Regions from separate parts of the Homo sapiens genome. Here region 1 is linked to region 2. The links are chromatin contacts, found by Hi-C or POLR2A ChIA-PET in ENCODE. All regions are on one chromosome and are shown on one strand. The core of a region is the stretch at or near the end of the contact, and the rest is flanking DNA. Distances in the headings are between cores, read along the strand shown.

What was found. A loop is a pair of places that touch in the nucleus more often than their neighbours do. ChIA-PET counts read pairs that join two places held with the same protein, here RNA polymerase II (POLR2A). Pooled maps may share reads with other maps.
Region 1: a loop to region 2 is called in a pooled map, with 22 times the contacts of the local background. The contact joins the promoter of VPS37D here to the promoter of FZD9 in region 2. A Hi-C loop is called at or near these places in 8 of 50 pooled maps. POLR2A ChIA-PET finds 5 or more read pairs at or near these places in 3 of 52 experiments (H1, WTC11 and activated CD4-positive, alpha-beta T cell).

The regions. Positions count from the first base shown.
Region 1 is chr7:73,666,407-73,669,106 of GRCh38, forward strand. VPS37D (VPS37D subunit of ESCRT-I) reads left to right here and starts at 1,425. Exons shown (of 4, transcript NM_001077621.2): 1 at 1,425-1,690. The coding sequence starts at 1,553. RefSeq lists silencers at 1,036-1,085, 1,096-1,195, 1,306-1,605 and an enhancer at 1,587-2,582.
Region 2 is chr7:73,432,334-73,435,033 of GRCh38, forward strand. FZD9 (frizzled class receptor 9) reads left to right here and starts at 1,445. Exons shown (of 1, transcript NM_003508.3): 1 at 1,445-2,700. The coding sequence starts at 1,675. RefSeq lists a silencer at 1,258-1,547 and an enhancer at 1,264-2,137.

The DNA of each region.
Region 1 (2,700 bases), core at 175-2,674, 230 kb after region 2:
CGACATCATCTCTTTTTTTTCTTTTTTTTCTTTGTTTGAGACGGAGCACGGAGTCTCTGTCGCCCAGGCTGGAGTGGAGTGGTGCTATCTCGGCTCACTACAACCTCCGCCTCCCAGGTTCAAGCGATTCTCCTGCCTCAGCCACCTGAGTAGCTGGAATTACAGGCGCCCACCACCACGCCCGGCTAATTTTTGTTGGTCAGGTTGGTCTCAAACTTCTGACCTCAAATGATTCACCCACCTTGGACTCCCAAAGTGCTGGGATTACAGGCATGGGCTACCGTGCCCGGCCTCTGTGATGCTTCTGCATGTCTAAAATAACAAGTGGGTATTGACCTACTATGTGTATTCATTATAACATTGCTAGCCATATCACTATCCCTCAGCATTTTAATTTTACTTTTATAGAGATGGGGTCTTGCTGTGTTGCCCAGGCTGGTCTCAAAACTGAGCTCAAGCAATCTCCCACCTCTGCCTCCTGAGTAGCTAGGACTACAGACGCATGCCACCATGTCCGGATACTTTTTAAAAGCATTTAAATACTTTTAAAAATTGTTCTTTTCACTCTTTTTTTTTTTTTTTTTGAGACGGAGTCTCGCTCTGTCACCCAGCCTGGAGTGCAGTGGCGCGATCTCCGCTCACTGCAAGCTCCGCCTCCCGGGTTCACGCCATTCTCCTGCCTCAGCCTCGCGAGTAGCTGGGACTACAGGCGCCCGCCACCACGCCCGGCTAATTTTTTTTGTATTTTTAGTAGAGACGGGGTTTCACCATGTTAGCCAGGATGGTCTCGATCTCCTGACCTCGTGATCCGCCCGCCTCGGCCTCCCAAAGTGCTGGGATTACAGGCGTGAGCCACCGCGCCCGGCCTCTTTTCACCCTTTTGACAATTTTTAAATTTTTTTAAATAGAGACGGGGGTCTTGTTATGTTGCCCAGGCTGGTCTCAAACTCCTGGCCTCAAGCGATCCTCCCTTCTCGGTCTCCCAAATCGCTGGAATTACAGGAGAGAGCCACCGCGCCCGGCCAGCAAGTCAGCGCTCACCATCTCCAACCCCATTTTACAGAAGAGAAAACTGAGGCTTGGGGAGGGCTGCAAGGCAGGAGCCCTCGGCGCCCGGCCAAAGTCAGAAATTTGTTGTTGCCATCCGAGGGGAAAACGTGCACGGGCTCTGCAAATTGTAACCGCCCGGGGTGGGAGAGTCCGTGCCTGGGGGCGTGGTGAGCCAGGGCCGGTGCTGGGGCGCAGAGCAGGGCGGCTCAGATTCCGGGAGGGGCGGGGAGATCGGGTTGCTGGGCGATCCTGGGGTGCTGGAGGCGGCGCGGCGCGGCCGGGGCGGGGAGGGGTGCGGCCCGCCTCCTCCCTGCCCCACCCCCAGCCCCGGCGCCGCGGCTCCTTTAAGAGCGGGAGGGGCGCCCCCTGGCGGCGGAGCGGTGCGTGCGGCCGGAGCCGGAGCGGATCCTGGAGCCGGAGCGGAGCGGAGCGGAGCGGAGCCGGGGCGGAGCGGGCCGAGCGGGCCGAGCCAGCAGCCGAGCTGGGGGCGCGGGCGGGCGGCATGTACCGGGCCCGGGCGGCGCGGGCGGGGCCGGAGCCCGGCAGCCCGGGGCGCTTTGGGATCCTCAGCACCGGGCAGCTCCGGGACCTGCTTCAGGATGAGCCCAAGCTGGACCGGATCGTGCGGCTCAGCAGGAAGGTAGCGCGGGGGGCTCGAGCGGGGGGCGCGGGGGACGGGCAGCGGCCTGCGGGACCTGCCGCTCGAGGGAAGGGCCGCGCGGGCCGGGCCGCGGGGCCGCCCGTGGGCGCGGAGCCTGGCACGTACGAGTGGGCCCCGCGGAGCCACCCCCGGGGGAGGGGGCGCTTGGAGCTGGCCTGGGGCGGGTGGGGCGCCGGGGACCCGAGGGGGGCGCCTGTGCACCCCCAGGATGGCCGCGAGGCGTGTCCTACAGCGGATGCTCCGGGGAGGTGTGTTCCGGGGGGCTGTGTTGTGGGGGGCCCTGGCTCGCACACCCACGTTCTGTAAGGGCCAGAAAGAGGAGGCGCCTTCCACTGGGAGAACTAGGGGCCTGTCTGACACCTGGAGGGGCCGTTGGGGGTTCACGCATTCTGGGGGCGCAAGAGGGGGCTTTGTGCCTGGCGTTGGGGAGGGGTGCTGGAAGCTGCCGTGTGTATTGCATAGGCCACCGTAAGAGAAAGTTGTATATTTCACGGGAGATAGGCCCGGGCTGGTTGTCTGTGGGGGGCAGAAAGGGCAAGTGTGTGTTGAAAGCAGGCAGGCGAGGAGGGGCTTGTGCATCCCACAAGGGACAGATGGAGGGGAGTGCGTTCTCCAGGGGCAGGGAGGGGAGGTTGGGCCCTGCTAGAGACAAGGAAAAAGCCTTCTCCAGGGCCGGGGCTGCTGTAAGCCCGGAGCAGGGAGGAAAAGGGGGTGTGTATTCCTTGGGGTGTGAGGATTCCACTGGAGGCAGAGGAAGGGGTGGGAAGGGAAGAGAGGGTGACCCGAGGGGGTGCTGTGAGGGGACGGGGTGCAGACACCCCTCTGGAGAGGATGAGCAGGGGGTGGGAGTGTTTTCGGTGCAAACACCTGAGGAGGAAACAGACAAAGGCCTGGAGTGAGAGGGAAGCTGTCCATGCATGGAAAATGGGGCAGAGGAGGGAGGGGCACTCCTCCGGGACCTGAGCAGACATATTAATTGAAAAATTAAA
Region 2 (2,700 bases), core at 195-2,694:
TGGGAGGCCGAGGTGGATGGATCACCTGAGGTCAGGAGTTCGAGACCAGCCTGGCCAACATGGTGAAACCCCTGTCTCTACTAAAAGTACAAAAATTACCCGGGAGTGATGGTGGGCGCCTGTAATCCCAGCTACTTGGAAGGTTGAGGCAGGAGAATTGCTTGAACCCGGGAGGCGGAGGTTGCAGTGAGCCAAGATCGCACCATTGCACTCCTGGGCGATGAGATGAGCCTGGGCGACAAGAGCGAAACTCCATCTCAAAAAAAAAAAAGCTATTTTTTTTTCTTTATTAGAGACGAGGTCTCACTATGTTGCCCAGGCTGATGGGGCAAGATGGGGGTGGGGGTGAGCCACTGCGCCTGGCAGAACTGTTGATTTTAACAGTAGGATTATCTGCCTGCATTACAGAAAAGCAAGCTGAGGCTCAGAGAGGAGCCCCAAGTCACATACACTGAGGGGAGAGGCAGACGCTGTATTTGAGCTGCCACTGGGTACAAGGCAGACTTCCACACGTGGGAAGCCTTAGAAATGGTCTCCCCTGGCCGGGCACGGTGGAGCACGCCTGTAATCCCGGCACTTTGGGAGGCAGAAGCGGGAGCATCCCTTGAGCCCAGGAGTTCAAGACCAGCCTGGGTAACATAGTGAGACCCTGTCTCTACAAAAACATTTTAAAATTAGCCGGGAGTGGTGGTGCCCACCTGTAATCCCAGCTACTCTGGTGGCTGAGGCGGGAAGGTCGCTTGAGCCCGGGAGATGGAGGCTGCAGTGAACTATGGTCGTTCCACTGGACTCCAGCCTGGGCGACACAGAGAGACCCTGTCTCTAAAAAGAAATAACAATTAAAAATAAAAATAAAAAGTCTTCCAGCTGGGCGCGGTGGCTCAAGCCTCTAATCCCAGCACTTTGGGAGGCCGAGGCAGGTGAATCACCTGAGGTCAGGAGTTCGAGACCAGCCTGGCCAAAATGGTGAAACCCCGTCTTTACTAAAAATACAAAAAATTAGAGGGGCGTGGTGGCAGGAGCCTGTAATCCCAGCTACTCGGGAGGCTGAGGCAGGATAATCGCTGGAACCCGGGAGGCGGAGGTTGCAGTGAGCCGATATCGCGCCACTGCACTCCAGCCTGGGCGACAAGAGCAAAACTCCGTCTCAAAAAAAAAAAAAAAAAAAAAAAAGTCTCCCTCCTAGAGTAAAATGAGGCGACCCAGTCTGAGAGTGTGGGTACGGGGACTTCCCGCAGCCTCTCCCAGGCAGCAAGGGAAGGGAAGAAACCGAGTGTAAGCGGAGGGCAAGCGGGCGGACACCCACCAGGCCCGGCCCCACCCCGTGCTCCGCGTGGCCGGGAGACGCGGCGCCTTTAAAGCCCAGTGGGAGGCGTGTCCCTGGGCGTGTCCTCCCGGAGCCCCGCCCCGGGGGCTGGTAGCCTCGGCCCCGGGAGGTTGCGCCGGCTCTGGCTCAGCGGCGGCTCCGGTGGCAGCGGCGGTGGCGGCTAGGCGGGCTCGGCGGCTCCTGTCCCTCGGGCGGCTGCCCGCTCGCTGCCCAGGGCGCCCGGACACACGTGGGCGGCTCAGCGATGGCCCGCGCCCCGCGACGTGGCGGGCAGGCACCGGGGCGCGGGACCGCTGAGCCCGAGTGAGCCGGGGCCGCGCTCCCGCCTTCGGCCCGGGCCTCCCGGGATGGCCGTGGCGCCTCTGCGGGGGGCGCTGCTGCTGTGGCAGCTGCTGGCGGCGGGCGGCGCGGCACTGGAGATCGGCCGCTTCGACCCGGAGCGCGGGCGCGGGGCTGCGCCGTGCCAGGCGGTGGAGATCCCCATGTGCCGCGGCATCGGCTACAACCTGACCCGCATGCCCAACCTGCTGGGCCACACGTCGCAGGGCGAGGCGGCTGCCGAGCTAGCGGAGTTCGCGCCGCTGGTGCAGTACGGCTGCCACAGCCACCTGCGCTTCTTCCTGTGCTCGCTCTACGCGCCCATGTGCACCGACCAGGTCTCGACGCCCATTCCCGCCTGCCGGCCCATGTGCGAGCAGGCGCGCCTGCGCTGCGCGCCCATCATGGAGCAGTTCAACTTCGGCTGGCCGGACTCGCTCGACTGCGCCCGGCTGCCCACGCGCAACGACCCGCACGCGCTGTGCATGGAGGCGCCCGAGAACGCCACGGCCGGCCCCGCGGAGCCCCACAAGGGCCTGGGCATGCTGCCCGTGGCGCCGCGGCCCGCGCGCCCTCCCGGAGACCTGGGCCCGGGCGCGGGCGGCAGTGGCACCTGCGAGAACCCCGAGAAGTTCCAGTACGTGGAGAAGAGCCGCTCGTGCGCACCGCGCTGCGGGCCCGGCGTCGAGGTGTTCTGGTCCCGGCGCGACAAGGACTTCGCGCTGGTCTGGATGGCCGTGTGGTCGGCGCTGTGCTTCTTCTCCACCGCCTTCACTGTGCTCACCTTCTTGCTGGAGCCCCACCGCTTCCAGTACCCCGAGCGCCCCATCATCTTCCTCTCCATGTGCTACAACGTCTACTCGCTGGCCTTCCTGATCCGTGCGGTGGCCGGAGCGCAGAGCGTGGCCTGTGACCAGGAGGCGGGCGCGCTCTACGTGATCCAGGAGGGCCTGGAGAACACGGGCTGCACGCTGGTCTTCCTACTGCTCTACTACTTCGGCATGGCCAGCTCGCTCTGGTGGGTGGTCCTGACGCTCACCTGGTTCCTGGCTGCC